Linked DNA regions of Homo sapiens: region 1 is linked to region 2. A link is an interaction called in ENCODE POLR2A ChIA-PET data of the cell type or tissue named here. Cell type or tissue: PC-3. All regions are shown on one strand. Links, peaks and the distances in the headings refer to the core of each region. The heading gives the core; the rest is flanking DNA.

What was found. Peaks named below come from ENCODE experiments on the same cell type or tissue, not always from the same donor. Only the 100,000 strongest peaks of a DNase experiment are listed, where the experiment ranks them.
Region 1: POLR2A ChIA-PET joins it to region 2 with 7 read pairs; 2 of 35 experiments call an interaction of 5 or more read pairs at or near these places.

Annotation. Positions count from the first base shown.
Region 1 is chr5:159,835,978-159,844,316 of GRCh38, reverse strand. The region is part of intron 2 of LINC01847 (long intergenic non-protein coding RNA 1847); the gene reads left to right. Among named protein-coding and RNA genes, the nearest start is that of LINC01847, 31 kb to the left of the region's middle. In PC-3, for the core only: no CTCF peak of the experiment used is centred there; no DNase peak of the experiment used is centred there.
Region 2 is chr5:159,748,508-159,756,846 of GRCh38, reverse strand. It overlaps LOC105377688 (a long non-coding RNA gene), which reads left to right. Exons shown (of 4, transcript XR_001742949.2): 2 at 5,038-5,106; 3 at 5,718-5,942. Among named protein-coding and RNA genes, the nearest start is that of LINC01847, 120 kb to the left of the region's middle. In PC-3, for the core only: no CTCF peak of the experiment used is centred there; DNase peaks (open chromatin) are centred at 3,776, 4,086 and 7,486; H3K4me3 peaks cover 688 bases; H3K27ac peaks cover 2,766 bases.

The sequences.
Region 1 (8,339 bases), core at 83-8,082, 87 kb before region 2:
CCCAGATGAAGTAATTTTACTGGTGAAAATGAAAGAAGGGGACCAGAGAAAGGGGAAATCAAGGTCTAACCAATTTTGAAAGACAGTGTCTTGGTGGCATCCTTCTTATGACTGGCCTGATTGGGGTGAAGGGGTAAGTATCACTGGGAGCAGAGTTGGGGTATTGTTTCCATAAGGCTGTACTTGGAACACAAGTTCTGCAGGATGTAAGGTGTTATTCAAAATGGGGATTCCACAGTCAAATAAGTTGGTGAGATACTTACTGGCTTAAATAAAGTTGAGCAGGTTTTTCTACCATAGGACTTCTTAGAGCTTTATTAAACTAACTTCATCATGAATTCTTGAGAAAGGAGAAAATAATATACAGTGCACCCACGTGTTTACAATCAGCACTTTCTGGGATAGGTCTTCCACAGGTCACACGGTAAAAATGACAGACTAGGCTACAGGTTTCTAGGGAGAGAGGCTGGGTCTTATTTCCACCTGAGCACCCAGTATCTTTGAGAGTGATAAGTCCATGGTGGGTACATGGACTGTGATGGCAATTGAACTAAAAACTTCCGAATGAACTTTGCCATTTTTAAGATGTGGCTGGTACACCTGAATGTCTGAATTCTCATATAATATGTCTTAGTTCTTATCTTACAGGTCTCCTATTAATATCAGTAGGGTGACCATAGTAACATCATTAAAATGGCTTCCTCATTATCTTTAAGAGCTTTATCCTTTATTCTTTGATAACATTTTCATGTTCATTCATTGCAAGGTAAGTGGATGACCTGAATATTAGGAGACCTGAATTCAAGTTCTACTGAGAGCTATGAAATCTACTGATAACTACTGATAACTATGCTAACAAGCTAATCATCTAAAGTTTTAGGGCTTTGATTTCCTTATGTTTGAAGGTCAAGAATGGACTATGTATTAGCTTTGCAGTGATAACAAATGATCCCCAATCTCAGTGGTCAATAGTAACAAAGGTCTATTTCTTGCTAGAGTTAGCTGTGGACATGGGTCAGCTGCCTGTCTCCATTGATGACTGAGAATCTTCATTGTGGGCCCAGGTAGAAAGTGCAGCTCTGATGGAGGCTTGCTGAGCTGTGCAATGGCTCTTAAAGCTTCTGCTTGAACAAAGCCTACTTCATGTATGTTCACATCCCTTTGTCCAAAGCAAACCGCACAGCTGAGCCTACCATTAACAGGGTAGGGAAGTACCGTTGTCCCTCAATATCCTCAGGGCATTGGTGCCAGGACCCCTTGTGTATACCAAGATCCAAGGATGCTCAAATTCCTGATTTAAAATGACGTAGTGTTTGCCTATAACCTATGCACATCCTCCTGTATACTTTAAATCATCTCTAGATTACTTATAATACCATATATAGTCAATTATTGCTTAACGATGGAAATGCATTCTAAGAAATGCATCATTAGGTGATTTTGTCATTGTGTGAACATTATAGACTATACTTACACAAACCTAGATGGTACAGCCTCGTACACACCTAGGCTATATGGGATAGCCTATTGCAGCTAGTCTACAAACCTGTGCAGCATGTTACTATACTGGATACTGTTGGCATTTGTAACACAATGGTAAGTATTTGTGTATCTGAACATAGCTAGACATAGAAAATAAACAGTAACAATATGGTATTATAATCTTATGGACCACCCTTATATATGTGGTCTGTGATTGACCAAAATGTCTTTATGAGCGTTACATGGTTTTACTATGTAAATTCTAGGTGACTAGTCATTACATTGTATTTTAAAATTTATGTTTTTTATTGTTGTATTGTTTTTATTGTTTTTGTGATCCACAGCTGGTTGAATGAATGGATGCAGACCATAAATATAGAGGGTTGACCCTGTGTATACCCCTCCCACAGGAGGGCACTGACAGTCACAAGACAGCGGTGAGGATGTCTAATTTTTTGACTGGGAATCATCGGTGACATGGACACAATCTATCATGGACTAGATGATAGTTACGCTCCTTCAGCCCCAGCTTTAGTATTCCCGGTATTCTCCTAGAATGAATCCAACCTTGATGCGCAGTATTGGGAGAATAATTTTTAGTGGACCTTAATGAAAGAGAGAGAACAGCTTTCCACTTGCTGGCAGCTGGCAGCAAAATTCTGGAATGGGTTTTTGCATAGAATGTGATGAGCAATTGGATTAAGGAGTAGTTTGTGCACTTCAGTTTGGTTTCTAAGAGTCATGCCAGAAAGAACTCATTTAGTCTTAGAGGGGTTGTGAGACTGGTGCTCTGGGGAGTGACATGCACAGTGAGTCTGGGTTTCAGCAGAACTTTGGCAGCATCTCTTTCGGATATATGACTAGGATGATTTTTTTCTTTTTTGGAGTGACCAACTGTATCTGGCAAGTAAGAATGAAGAGGTGGATGGGTTGTCTCAGGGCTTTGTACTCAGATTTTCCTCTTTTGGGCCATACTTTTAGCAACACTGGATTGAACTCTAGTTCATCAGATCCATCCCTGGCACTAAGCTGGGAAGGGTAAAAATGCACAGTGTGATGAAATTGGGATCCTTAATTGATCATCATAGATAAGAATCATGGGTAAAATCAGCAGGATGAAATTGAACAGAAGTAAATATTAAGGCACTATATTCAAATTTCAATAATTGATTATATAAATGGAGTATTAGGGAGAACTGACTTGATAATTGGCCTTCTGCTACAAGATTATAAACCCTAGAAATCTGGTTGAGAGTAAGTTTAATATAAGCTAATATAAAGTGACTGCCATATAAAATACAATGTGGATAATTGTATATATATTTGTCCAGACAGTTCTCAAACTCCCGGTCTCAAGACATCTTCCCACCTTGGTCTCCTGAAGTGCTGGGATTATAGGCATGAGCTACTGTGCCTGGCCAGATAATGTTTTTAGATTTTATAAATAGTGGTATAATCAAGTCTTATTTCTAGTCTATGGACATGGATGGGGCTGCTGGATTAGAGAGGGATGGATAGAGAGAGAGAGAGAGAGAGATATTGAGAGAGGGAGAATTTAGCTTGCCCTATCACTCAATGAGTGTATGCCCTAGGTTGAATCAAAGCTGAGGTTTATTAATCTGCTATTCCCTTTGCTACTTTCATTTCATTTGTGCCTGTCCAAGTATATGTACTTCTCTGTGTTGAGTCTGATTCTGCTGTAGTTAGATACATATTTTAATGCCAAGTTTAGAGTGCAAATGGCTTCCTAAATGCAAGCAATTGATCATGTGATCCACTAAAGACAGTGATCTAGCACTGGAGAAATCTGAAGATGTTGGATTTCTTGAGAGGTAATAATACTGTTCTACAAAGTGGCACCCCTTTCAAGGGCAGTTTAGGTAATACTCAGTTTTTGCCTTGTGTGCTAACTTTACAGTCCGCTTTCTATGTGAGCTATGACTCTACAGTGTCAAGATCTATGGATGTAATGGTTCTGCTCTAGTTTGAGAGAGATGTTGACAAGTCAGAGCTCATAAAAAGAAGGGTGAAATGTCATTAGAACAGTTGAAGGAATCAGAATGTTTTGCCTATGGAATGAAAGCTTGAGAGAATTCTGAAAACTGCCTTTGAATATCTAAAGGGCTGTCATGTATCTGAATACACTCCTGTATTGTTCTGAGAACAGAGTCAGTGATAGTTCATGCAAGTTATGCGTGACCTGAGGTAAGGAAGATTTTTCTAATAATTTATGATAAAAGATGGAGTAAATTGCTTTCATAAGATAGTGAGTTCCCTGTTCCTTGCAGTGAACTAGCAGAAGTTGATTGACCATGTGTCTGAGATGTTCGCAGGGAGATCTCATCTTTTGTTTCGTCAGCACGCATCCACCCCTCCAGAATTCTGTTGTTTATTGCACCTGATTTTCCTCTTAGAACTCTTGTTAGAATTCCAATTGCAATTCATGTGTTTTAGATGAAGTGATGTTGACTTCACCTTCGGCTTCAGGGATCAGCCTGTGAGGTTCAGGTCTGGCATCACATTGTTGGCTACAGTAATTATTAGGGATGGACATGGGACCTGGTTCTGGGCAAAGAGAACTGCTGAGGAAGGAGCATGGCTCTCTTTTCCTCCGGGTTTGAAGCAGGAAGGATGTAAGTCAGAGAGAGGATAGCCCTCTTGACATCATGAAGAGCTTGAGAATGGAGAAATCATAGCGAGGGGAGAGTCAAGAGATGGAGAGGGGCCAGGCCTTGATGACCATCAAATCATGCCTAAACTTAGTGCCCCTGCAGGGCCACCTGGTCATGTGAGCCAGCACATTCCATTCTGTGGTAAGACAGTTTGAGGAGAGCTCTCCATAACTGGGAAACAAGAGTCTGTGATAATTTCAAGATGTGCCATGAGGTTAGAGTCTATAATTTTCCAGGTGGTGAGTTACAATGTTGTTCACCTAGTTATCTCTCAGATGTGTCCGTGGAGGAGCTAAATGCCATCATGAGTTTCATGAGCAAGAAACACATTGCAAGTGGCAGAAAACTGAGCACAGAGTTGGAGTGATTTCTCTTAAGTGCTTCTGGAAGCATCTTCTCTTATACTAGAGGTGGAAGCCGAAGTTAAAAAAAAAGAAGGAGAGCATTTGATTTTAACATCTTTGGGTGCTGCCACAGTCATTTAAAAGTCTTAGTTCATACTTACTAATTTTGCCAGAAGTGACCTATATAAGTACATATGGTGGTAAGGATGGGGGTAGGAGAAGCAACTGTGATGTGGGAGTTTGCAATTGCACCGAAGCAATTTAATGAGCTCAGATATGACGAGAGCAGGGGGCAAAAAGATTTTGGAGTCATCTAAGCTCATAGGTGAAAAAAACATCCTTGTGAATTCCAGGCATACATGACTTGTAGTGTGGGTTTAGTACACTGGAGGCTCTGGGGTGCCCTTAGTCACTTCTAATTTCTTCTTTTTTTTTTTTTCTCGAGATGGAGTCTTGCTCTGTCACCCAGGCTGGAGTGCAATGGCACGATCTTGGCTCACTGCAACCTCCACCTTCTGGGTTCAAGCAATTCTCCTGCATCAGCCTTCCAAGTAGCTGGAATTACAGGTGCCTGCCACCACGCCCAGCTGATTTTTGTATTTTTAGTAGAGACGGGGTTTCACCGTGTTGGCCAGGCTGGTCTTGAACTCCTGACCTCGTGATCCACCCAGCCTCCCAAAGTGCTGGGATTACAGGCATGAGTCACCATGCCTGGCTTGTCACTTCTATTTTCAAGCTCCAATTTCTTCTTTGTCTTTCATCATTGAAAAAAACCCAACCAACTCGGAGTGGTTGTTTATTCATTCAATAAATATTCTAGATGTTGCCTGAGCATGTTTCAGGTGCTGGAAATGCTTCAAAGAACACTCTAAGTCTCTGCCCCTCACGGAGTCTGCATTCTTTGGAGGGAAGGATATTAAGCAAAAATATGAAATATTAATATAGCATCAGTTAGTGTGTTAGTTGCCTGCTGTTAACATCACAAGTCACCATAAACAGAGTGGCTTAAGACAACACAAATGTATTATCCTGCAGTTCTGGAGGTCAGCAGTCTGACATGTGTCACACTGAGTTGAAATCAAGGTGATGGCATAGGGATGTTCCTTCTGGAACTTCTCGGGGAGAAACCCTTTCTTGCCTTTTTCAGCTTATAGAAGCAGCCCGTGTTCCTCGGCTCATCCCTTCCTCACATCACTTGAACATCTGCTTTTATCCTCACATCTCCTCTGACTCTGACCTTCCTGCCTCCCTCTTATAAAGACCCTTGTGCTTACATCAGGCTCATGTGGGTAATCCGGGATAATCTCTCTTTCCCAAGATCCTTAACTTAATCACCCCTTCAAAGCCCCTTTTTCCAGGTAAGGTAACATATTCACAGGCTCCAGGGTTTAGGATGTGGACATCTCTGGGGGCTGTTATTCAGCCTGCTAGGGGTAGTTTTAAGCGTTATGAAGAAAAAGAAAGCAAGGTGAAGGAAGAAGAGAAAATGAGGTGGGGAGGAGAAGGCCCTCTGTGATGGTGACGTTTGTGTTGAGACATGAAGTGCAGGCAGGAGCCAAGGGAAAGCTGAAAGGAACGTCTTCCAGGTAGAACGGAGGCAAAGGCATGGAGGTGAGGCTCAGCTTGGGGTGTTTGAAGGACAGCAAGAAGGGCTGGGGTAGAGTGAGTGAGGAGAACAGTGGTGGATGATGGGTTTGTCAGGCAGGCTGAACCTGGAGTGGGAGTTTGCTGTTCCTGATAAAGGCTTTTGACTTGATTCCAAGTGTGATGAGAAAGTGTCTGTCAAGGAAATGACATGATCTGACTCAATGATGGAGAAGGCCCCTCTGGCTGTTGTGTGAACAGACCATGGGAGCAGAAACAGGGAGAGGAGGTGAGAAGCTCCTGGAGTTGTCCAGTGGAAGGATGATGGGCCACAGTGTTGGGTGGAGGTGGTGAAAAGTGGTCAAATTTAAGATGTATTTTGATGTTGGAGCATGGAATTGCACAGGAAGTGCTGTGAGATTGGAGGTAAAGTGTGAGGGAAAAAGATGTGTTAAGGATGATACAGTTTTAGCCTGAAACTCTGGGTGAATCAGGTGCCATTTGCTACAAAGGAAAACACTGAGGGAGGAGCATATACTTTTAAAAATGGGAGTGAGAAAGGGAAATTGAGAATTTGATTTGGTTAGCACATATTAAGTTTGAGAAGACTGAAAAGATGTTCAAAGGGCAATGTTGAGTGAGAAGTTAGATAATCCAATCTGCAATTCAGAGGAAATGCCAGGGCAGCAGATATAAATTTGGGGTGAGGATATAGATGGTATTTAAAACCACAGGGCTGGATGAGGTCATCAAGACAGTAAGGATAGAAGTTGGGGAGAGGAAGACCCAGGGCAGAGCCCAGGGGCCCTCCTATATCAACAGGTCAGGAAGATCTGGTAGAAAAAAAAAAAAAAAGAGTCCAAAGAGTTGATAGAGAAACCAGGACAGGGTAGGTTCCTAGATGTCTAGTGATAAAAGCGTTCCAACAAGGTAGGGGGGTGATCAACTGTGCCATATGCTGCTAGCAGCACAGGTAAGAATTATGGAGGAAAAGCGCTTGTGACCCATCAGATTGGTGACACGAATTGGATGGGACCTTAGAAGGAGATCTTTCAGTAGAGTAGAGGATTGGAAGCCTTGCTGAAGAAGATAGCAAAGACAATGACTGGGGGAGGGATTGAAGGTGGCAAGAAGAGACAATTTTTTCAAGGAAGTTTGCACTAAGGGAGGCATAGGAAAGAGTGTGTTAGCTGGAGGGGGATGTGGGTGTGAAGGTGTTGGGAAATATTACCATGAGTCTCTATAGGCCTAAGGAATGATCCAGCAAAGAAGGAAAGGCTGTTCACATAGGAGAGAATGGGGAGAAATATATCAGCAAAGTCCTCAAGCAGGAGAGAAGCAACAGGGTCCCCCAGCATGGAGGGGGGCATTGGCTTCAGTCCAAGGATCAGCAGGGATTTGAAATTTGTGGCCTGAAAGTTAAAGTGAGACCAGTCAGCTGTGTGTGTCTTCTTTTGTAGCCACAGTGTGAGCTGCTAGGGTTTGTAGGAAGTGGAATTTATTCAGGGCTGGGGTTTTGCCAGCAGACAACAGAGTGGGAGCTGGCAAGGAGTTGTTGAGGGTGTCTGAATGGAGCCCAGTATGAATGCAGCTCGGGGCTGTGCAGACCCAATGAGTCTCTATTCTAGCCTTCCTCTGGCCTTGTTTCCTACTCCCCAAACCCAGATGGGGCAGTGTTTCTCAGTGATGGCAGAAACACCTGGTGCTTGCTAAAAAGGCCGATTCCTGGGCCTTATCCCCAGTTTACTGAACCCAGATCTTTGGGATGGACCTAGTGTCTCTATTTGAAACTTTGAAGCCAGGGCCCCAGTGGTCTTAGCTTTCCTGGGGTTGAGAGCCAATGCTTTGGGAGCATCAACTTGCTTTTGTAAGGAATCTTTGCTTAATTTTCTGTTCTTGGTGATATTTGCAATTTGGTTTAGATAAATCCCACAAATTTAGATTCTTCCATCATTCTTCCTTCTCATCAGCATTGCAACTTTCCCCGTTTTTAAAAAATTGTCCCTCTCTTCCATCTTGACATGCTACCACTGAGCACTGCCTTTCTGGTGGAAAGATGCTAATATTTGGTATCTGAAGGTTCCTGGGGTGTGGTGTGTTTGGCTAAGAAAGCAGAGCTTTGTGGACTTATGAATAAACTCAAAGGACATATTCTTCTCTCCTTAAAGTTTATTTCCCAACAAGAAAACCATCTGTTTTTCCACCACCACTTCCCTCAGCTCCACAATATATGAAAGCTTGTCTGCCCCTTCCTTTT
Region 2 (8,339 bases), core at 39-8,038:
GTGTAACAAATAGATTCCAACTCTCAATGGCTTACAAAATATTTCTTTCTTTCTCATATTACATAGTGTTGGCTACAGGTCAGTTGTAGCTCTTCCTCAGGCATTGGTGGGCTCAGATTCATTTCTTACTGCAAGACCCAAGTTAATGGAGAAGCAGCTTTTGGGACATGACTTCTCATAACAGAGGGCACAGGAACAATAAACCAAGTTGAATCATGCAATCATATTAAAAGCCTTTACTTGGATGGATGTGACCTATGCTGTGTTTGCTCATGTTCCATTGGTCAAAGCAAGTCAAATTGCCAAGACCAACATCTATGTGGTAGTGATAAATACCAATATGGGGAGAAGGAGGTGAAAATGGAAAATAACAATGCAAGCTACCACATTGTCTAAAGATTTTGAAACTCTGGGCTTCAGTTATCCCTTGTGCAATACAGTGATATCAGCATTTGTTTTCTAAAATTGTTGGGAGGAAGAAATAAAATTAATTTGTGTATAAAACCTACTATAGTGCCTAGTGTAAAATAATATTTTATGCACATGAGATTGCCTTGCCTTGGTACTCAGAATAGTGCATAGTTCCAATGTCAGAGGGAATTAAACTTTCTGCTCCCCATTTTTCTTCTGCCAAATGACTGGATGATGTGTAAGAGCTCTTCTGACTCTAAAGTCCTCTGTTTCTAAAAATCTTATACTAAAGAATCAAATAGTCCCTTACCCTAAAAGTACCCTCTAGCTAAAGAGGAAACTTTAAGTTTGTCAGAGGTTTTATTTGGCTTGCCTTTCCTCGACCCAGCCAACTACCAGGGGCAGAGAAAAGACTTGTTCAAATAAACCTAAGAAACCTATAGGAACCAAAGTGCACGGTAGATCATCTCATCATCCATTAGCAACACTGTTTGAGCTTACAAAAAGAGTGACGCTTCACAGAGAAAGGTCAGGATATTCTCACTTCACCTGGAGGAGTTTAGCCACCTGGAATAATAAGCTTTGCTGGTGAGATGTGAGATCTGACAGTGAGTGAGGAAATTGTTGAAGAGGAGGCATTGAAAATGCCCGGAGACTTCCCAGGTGTCACCTGCTGCCTTGTAAATGTGTGAAATCCTTGGAAGGGTGTCTGGCAGAGCCCCAGAACCTACCACCATATGTCATTGACTGTTTCACAGAGTGGAAGAAGGTATAGGCATGTCTGAACAATGTTCAAGTGATCAATTATATCAGTTAGGATTGTGAGTGGCTGCAAGGTACAGAGACCAGAGGAGAATGTCTTATACAAGACAGGGTTTATTTTATCAGGTAATCATACATCTGCAAGTAGGCAGACACTGCTTCACACTGGTGCCAATGGCATGGGCATTTCTGTTGTGAATCAGTCTAGAAGAAGGTTGGTATGCAAAGATTTAGTAGGTGGCAAATTGAAATGTAGACTTAGACCCAAAGACTTCAAAGGTGCATTCCAAATTTAACTTACAGTTTGGGGGAGGGGTGGTTTACCAGATGCCTAATCTAAATACATAGAAATTTAAAATTAAACAGAGTTAGCCGGGCACATTGGCTCACGCCTGTAATCCCAGCACTTTGGGAAGTCCAGGAAGGCAGATCACTTGAGGTCAGGAGTTTGAGACAGGCCTGGCCAGCATGGTGAAACCCCATCTCTACTAAAAATACGAAACTTAGCCAGGCGAGGTGGCAGGCACCTATAATCCCAGCTACTCGGGAGGCTGAGGCACAAGGATCACTTGAACCTGGGAGGCAGAGGTTGCAGTGAGGCAAGATCACGCCACTGCACTCCAGCTTGGATGATAGACTGAGACTCAGTCTCAAAAAGAAAAAAAAAATTAATTAATTAAACAGAGTTAATTGGTCACGTATCTAAGTACCTGCCTTGGTTCTAGTCTGGCTTGGGTTTGTAAGTAATAGAACAAAATACAAGACACAGTCCAAGTTTAAAAGTAAATGAACTTAATATACATAGAAAGGAGATTATTACATGTAGGGAAAGGCTGGTAAAAAAAATCATGACAATCTTTCTTCTATCTTTGTACAAATCTCTATTATTTCTACTAGAATAGCCATCACCCTCCTGCATCCCTCTAGTTATTCTAGTCTCCACACAGCAGTCAAAGAGATTTTTAATAAATATTAATTAGATATCCCTCCTATGCCTAAAACCCTCCAATACTTCCATTGAATTTAGTGCAAAATCCAAACTAATTCCTCTGGTGTACTTGATAGGCCCACCCTTCCCCTTCAACCCTATCTAGCACCAGTGTCCCCTTACCTCTCTGCTCTAGCCACACAGGCCTTCTTTCTGCTCACATCAGGCTAGTTTCTGCCCCACGGCCTTTGCACTTATCATATACTTCACCTGGGCCACTCTTCCCTCAGAGGAAAGGTGGAGTCCTTTCAATGCACATGTCACTTTTCCAGAGTTCTTTTCCCTGATCACCCTATCTGAAGTAACCCTCCTCATCCTCCTGTTTATTACATTCCATTATCCTGTGTTTAAAATAATTACTGTCACCACCTGAATGTATCATATTTATTTGTGGTTTTTCATCTATGGTAGACTGTAAGCTCTATGAGGGTATAGCCTGGCACATGTATACACCCAGTAAGTACAGATGCTCCTCGACTTACAGTGGTGTTACGGCCTGATAAACCCATTGTCAGTTGAAAATAGTGTTAGTCAAAAATACATTTAAAGAGAACACTTCTACACTGTTGGTGGGAATGTAAACTAGTACAACCGTTATGGAAAACAGTGTGGAGATTCCTTAAATAACTAAAAGTAGAACTACCATTTGATCCAGCAATCCCACTACTGGGTATCTACCCAGAGGAAAAGAAGTCACTATACAAAAAAGATACGTGCACATGCATATTTATACTAGCACAATTCACAATTGCAAAAATATGGAACCAGCCCTAATGCCCATCAATCAACGAGTGGATAAAGAAACTGTGCTATATATATATGATGGAATACTACTCAGCCATAAAAAGGAACGAATTAATGGCATTCACAGCAACCTAAATGGAATTGGAGACTATTATTCTAAGTAAAGTAACTCAAGAATGAAAAACCAAACCTCACATGTTGTCATTCATAAATGGGAGCTAAGTTATGAGGATGCAAAGGCATAAGAATGATACAACGAACTTTGGGGACTCAGGGGAAAGTGTGTGGGGGGGTGAGGGATAAAAGACTACAAATTGGGTTCAGTGTATACTGCTCGGGTGATAGGTGCACCAAAATCCTACAAGTCACCACTGAAGAACTTACTCTTGTAACCAAAAGCCACCTGTTCCCCCAAAACTTATCGAAATAAATTTTTTTTAAAAAAATATGTTTAATATACCTAACCTATCCAATGAATATCACAGCTTAGCCTTGACAACCTTAAACATACACAGAACACTTACATGAGCCTAGAATTGGGCAATATCATCTAACACAAAGCCTATTTCATATTTCATAATAAAGTGTTGACTATCTTAGGTAATTTATCGGATATAGCACACTGAAGCTTATCAGTTGTTTACCCTTCTAATGGTACATCTGACTGGGAGCTATGGCTCACTGATGCCCAGCATCATGAGAGAGTATCATCCTGCATATTGCTAGCCTGGGAAAAGATCAAAATTCAAAATTCAAAGTACGGTTTGTACTGCATGTGTAGTGCTTTTACACCATCGTAAAGTCGAAAAATTGTAAGTTGAATCATCATTCACTGGGGACCGTCTGTATGTGCTAAATAAATAGACAATCAAGTGTTTTAGGTTTTCTAATCATTCAGAAAAGAGGGATATTGTTACAAATTCATGAGTCAGGGAGCTCACTGTGGCAGAGAGGGGGATGGGCTGGGCTCAGAAGAAAGAGAAGGATTTGGATTGGGGGGTACCCAGGGGAAGCCATGGGTGTGGTTGGGGTTGGAGAGGCAGGGTCTTCGTGGTGATTCTGCTTCTTAACTGACAGAAAAGAGGGCCCACCTCTCTGTCCCTGGCAGATCACAGAGAGACCAGCCTTTCTTAAGGAAATAGGACCAAGGGCATGGAAGCAAAATACCCAGATGACTTCATCAAAAGAAAACATGCGACTCTTGCATAGACCAAAATAAACTCCCTAGACTGACGGGGTGGGGCCAAGGGACAGTTCTTGAGCTGAAGAGAAACTCCAGGACCTTCCAAGGCATTCTTTGAAAAATGCTCTTTGGATAAAATGCAACTTAAAAATAACTTCTGTTGGGTGTGGAGAGGAGAACAACTCAAATATTGGGGCCAGAAACCCAGAGTAAGGGCCAAATTTGGGCTAAGAAAATGCTAGATTCTCGAGATCTTTGGAAAGCAACTTCTTCCCTCATTTATTTACAATGAATAAAGTTTCTTAGAAACAAATACAAGGAAATCAACAATTTGTAATTTTTAAAGTATCAAACAAGTATGCTAATCAATAAATAGATTATCTTCCAGTATGATGAGAGAAAATAAAATCTAATAAAGGTCTAGGATCCAAGATAAACAAATATGACACCACTGGAGAAAAAGATGGTATTTAGAGAAAGGCCAAATGAGGTGGTTCTAACCCTTAGAGCAAGGGGTGTAAGGCATTCAAATGTAGCAGAGATTGCACTGGCCTGAGAAGCAGGCTCACCTACAGGGAGAATCCAGCTCTACCACTCTTGTTGTGTGACCTTAGGTAACTTACTTCACTTCTCTTATCCTCAGTTTCTTCATCTTTAAAATGGGAAAATTCATACCTGCCTCTCAAAGGTACTGTGGAGATTAAATGAAGTACTGCAGAAAAACTACCTCAGAGAGTATCTGAATGTTAGAAAACTTTAAATAATATTGGAATTCCACTTCTCTCATATCACTTTAGAGGGTTGGAGAAATTGGAGAGCTTCAGAGTTTGACACCTTATGAAAGCTGAGAGTCCTTAACATATTTCCATTAGCAAATATTTATTAACTTCTGTTTGTAAGACACAGTGATGGATAAGATGTAACACAAAATTCTTGGTCTCCTTATCAGGGAGTGAAATAGTTATTGATTACCACAACAAGATGCAAAAAAAACCCGAAAACTTAGAGGATTAAAATGGTGAGTATTTATTTAGCTTACAAATCTGCAAGTTGGAAGTTTAGGCTGGGCTCAGCTGGGCAGTTCTTCTGGTTTAGGCTCATATGTCTGGGAGTTGACTGACTATTCGTTGGTCTAGGATGACCTCAATGGGCGTGACTGCCTGGTCAACATGGCTTTTGTTCTATGTGTTTCATCCTCTAGCAGATTGGCCTAGGCCTGTTCTCATGGTAAAGGTACAGGAGTAAGAGTAAGCAAGCCCAATTGTACAAGTGCTTTTCATGCCTTTGTGTCACATTAACTTAACATACTATTGGCCTAAGCAAGTCATGTGGTTAAATGCAGAATCAGTATGAAGGGAATATATACCTGCATGTCAAAGGATATGGATGAAGGTAGGGATAAATAAATGAGGTCATTAATGCAATTAATCTACTTCAAGGGAACTAGATAAATATATAGATAATTAAATTTTATATAAACACATTGAACAAACATACATATATAATTAACATAAGATGAAAGATAATACTTTGTAATCACATAGCATTTACTGATTTTAAAGAACTTTCCCTCAAAACCTTCTGGCTTAATTATCCTCTATGATTCCCGTCACTGTTCCCATTTTGCAGATAAGGAAAGTCACAAGGACAGTAACGAGTAAAGCCTGGACTTGAACTTCTGATGACAAGCTTCCGCTTTGCCTCACAGCCTCTTAGACCAAGATCCAAATGAGTAAAACACACACAAAAGAGACAGGTATCACCATGAGCTCGTGTGGCCAAGAAGCCTTTGTATTGACTGAACTTACCTTGGAAGTAAATGCATGTACAGTAATAAGTTTCAACTTTTTTAAGGTACCAAACCCACCCTTTTTTTTTTTGACAGATCTTATGTAGAACCTCCAAGTATTTAAATGGATAAAAAGCTATTTTATATCCTAACTTTATTTTTAGATTCAAATGCATAATATTTACCTATTATGCAATCAATATATAAGAACAATGAGGCCATTCTGGGGAACTCAGGTGTTTGAAATCAAAGACAGATATCAAATGGGGACAGTGCAGTCTTGGGGTCCAGTGTGCTCCTGTAATTTGTTTAGCCTGCCCACTAGAGTGGACTGCTGTTGTGGACCTAGTCTCTATTGTCTACTTTCCATACCTCTCCCCACCCCCAATTCTGGTCATGTCGTTCTGGAGTAGGTGGTCCCACTCCCAGCTAGAGAGGTAGGTCTGGGAGGCGGGATTCAGGAGCACCAGGAAACAGAGGCTCTTCCTGCTGCCTCGAAGCTGGAAGAGCATCAGCCTGGGGTTGCTGGGGGCAACCACACCTCAGCACTACGTAAAGGAAGAAGCCAACCAAGGGGAAAGCACTACCCAGATGAGCAGGGGCTCAGGACTGCACAGGACACCACTGAAGTGTCTGGATCTAGCTGGAACTTAATCCAGTGCTACCCCTAGACGTTTCTGTTACACAAACCAGTAATATCCCTTTTGTCTTTTAGGCCAGTTTGATTTGGATTTCTATCTTGTGCAACCAAAACATATCTAATATATCCAATATTAAGAAAATCTGGCTCAAACAGATTAGTTGTAATAATAATATGGTTTTAAAAGCAGTTCATCTTGTAATGTCAGGAAATTCTTTAATAAAAAGATAGCAGAAGACTTATTTCAAGATTTATATATACTTTGACACAAAAGTGTGAGATACATTAATATATATGTTAGACTCAAAGCATTAAAAATTGATATGTGGCACATTTGAAGGTATGTTTGTTTATTGCAGATTTTAAAGTGGTTTATATGTATTTAAACATGAAATTTGAAGAATATTTTTAAGGATCCCTCAGATGTCCTTTAGATCTTTTGGGTCCTCAGGATGTGGTTGAAAAACTATTGATAGAACAAAACAGGAAGCAGTCTAAAAGAATATTCTAGGTCTCTAATACATGTCTTTTATCACCAGAACAAAACATGACATACACAGTGACTCTTGGACACATTATAGGGACCTAATTAGCATCCTCAGATGAGATCCATCAGATTATTCTTTTCTCCTGGAAAAGGATGGAAAGGGAGGGGCCGAGAGAGAGAGAAGCTAACATCTTCTCCTTTCTTCCTCCTCCAACATCAGAGTTCTAAAAAGTCTTGAATATTTTTCCAAAAGATAACTGGTGAGAGGTGTTCAGCAAAATCCTAAAACTCCTTGTTGTATTTAAGTTTTATTTTTTTATAAATGGGAAAACTCATTGACAAGCCATTAATGCTTATGATCATATAAGAATTTTCCTTCTTGTGCCAAATATTATTTCATGGTTCCTTAAAAGTATGAGTAAAACAAATATAAAAACTGGCAATTTATACTGTTGAGTCAGACCATGAGTTCATAAAAAGCAGGAACAATGCTTACTTCTTTGGATAGTGTCTAATTCAGTTAAGTAAAAATGGGAACTTCTTTTATAAAACCACTTACATACCTATGATGATGAAAATGGGAGAAGAGGATTCCAGTCTTGTTCTGGTGACCTTTGGAAATCTCATATTCAAAGGCTTAGAGGTCTAATCCCCAGAGACTTTTACTATTTTCTCAGGATAAGATTAATTAGAGGAAGCTGGGGATGTTTGGTGGGTCCTTCCTGAACTGTCAGAGACTCCAAGATACTAGAGATGGAAGGGATCTTAAATTTCCAGTCCAGCTGCCTCCTACTACAAGATCTTTGATCTCTTCTCTGCCTGGCAGCTTCTTTCATGGCTAAATTGAGTTGAAAATCTGTTGTGAAGGAATATGAACCTGTCTCGCTAGAACACAATGTTTCCATCATCAGTGATAGAAAGCAGAGTTCAGTGGATCATGAAGCAAGTCCTTGTAGGGTAACTTTGGTGGTCTTGCATGCACACAAGGAGAAGCAAGATCTGAACAGGATCCTGTGATCAAAGAAGAATCAAGGGTTCTAGGAGACTTTGGTAGATAAGAGCGTTGGTAGTACCCTTTTTCAGTTTACCTGATATCCACATAAAAACAAATAAAATACATAACAAAATAAAAAAATTAATGGCAAGGTATTTCCATGAATCCCAAATACAGGCTGTGGGGATAAAGCAGCAACTTCCCCAAGACTCACACAGTGTTGGTGTCTGGGCATGCAGAGGGAAGGGAAGCAATGTAGTATCTGATAGACCCGAGAACAGGAGAAACTCAAAACAGGAGCAGTAACTTACTGCAGAACACATGAAGCAATTTGAGAGTGG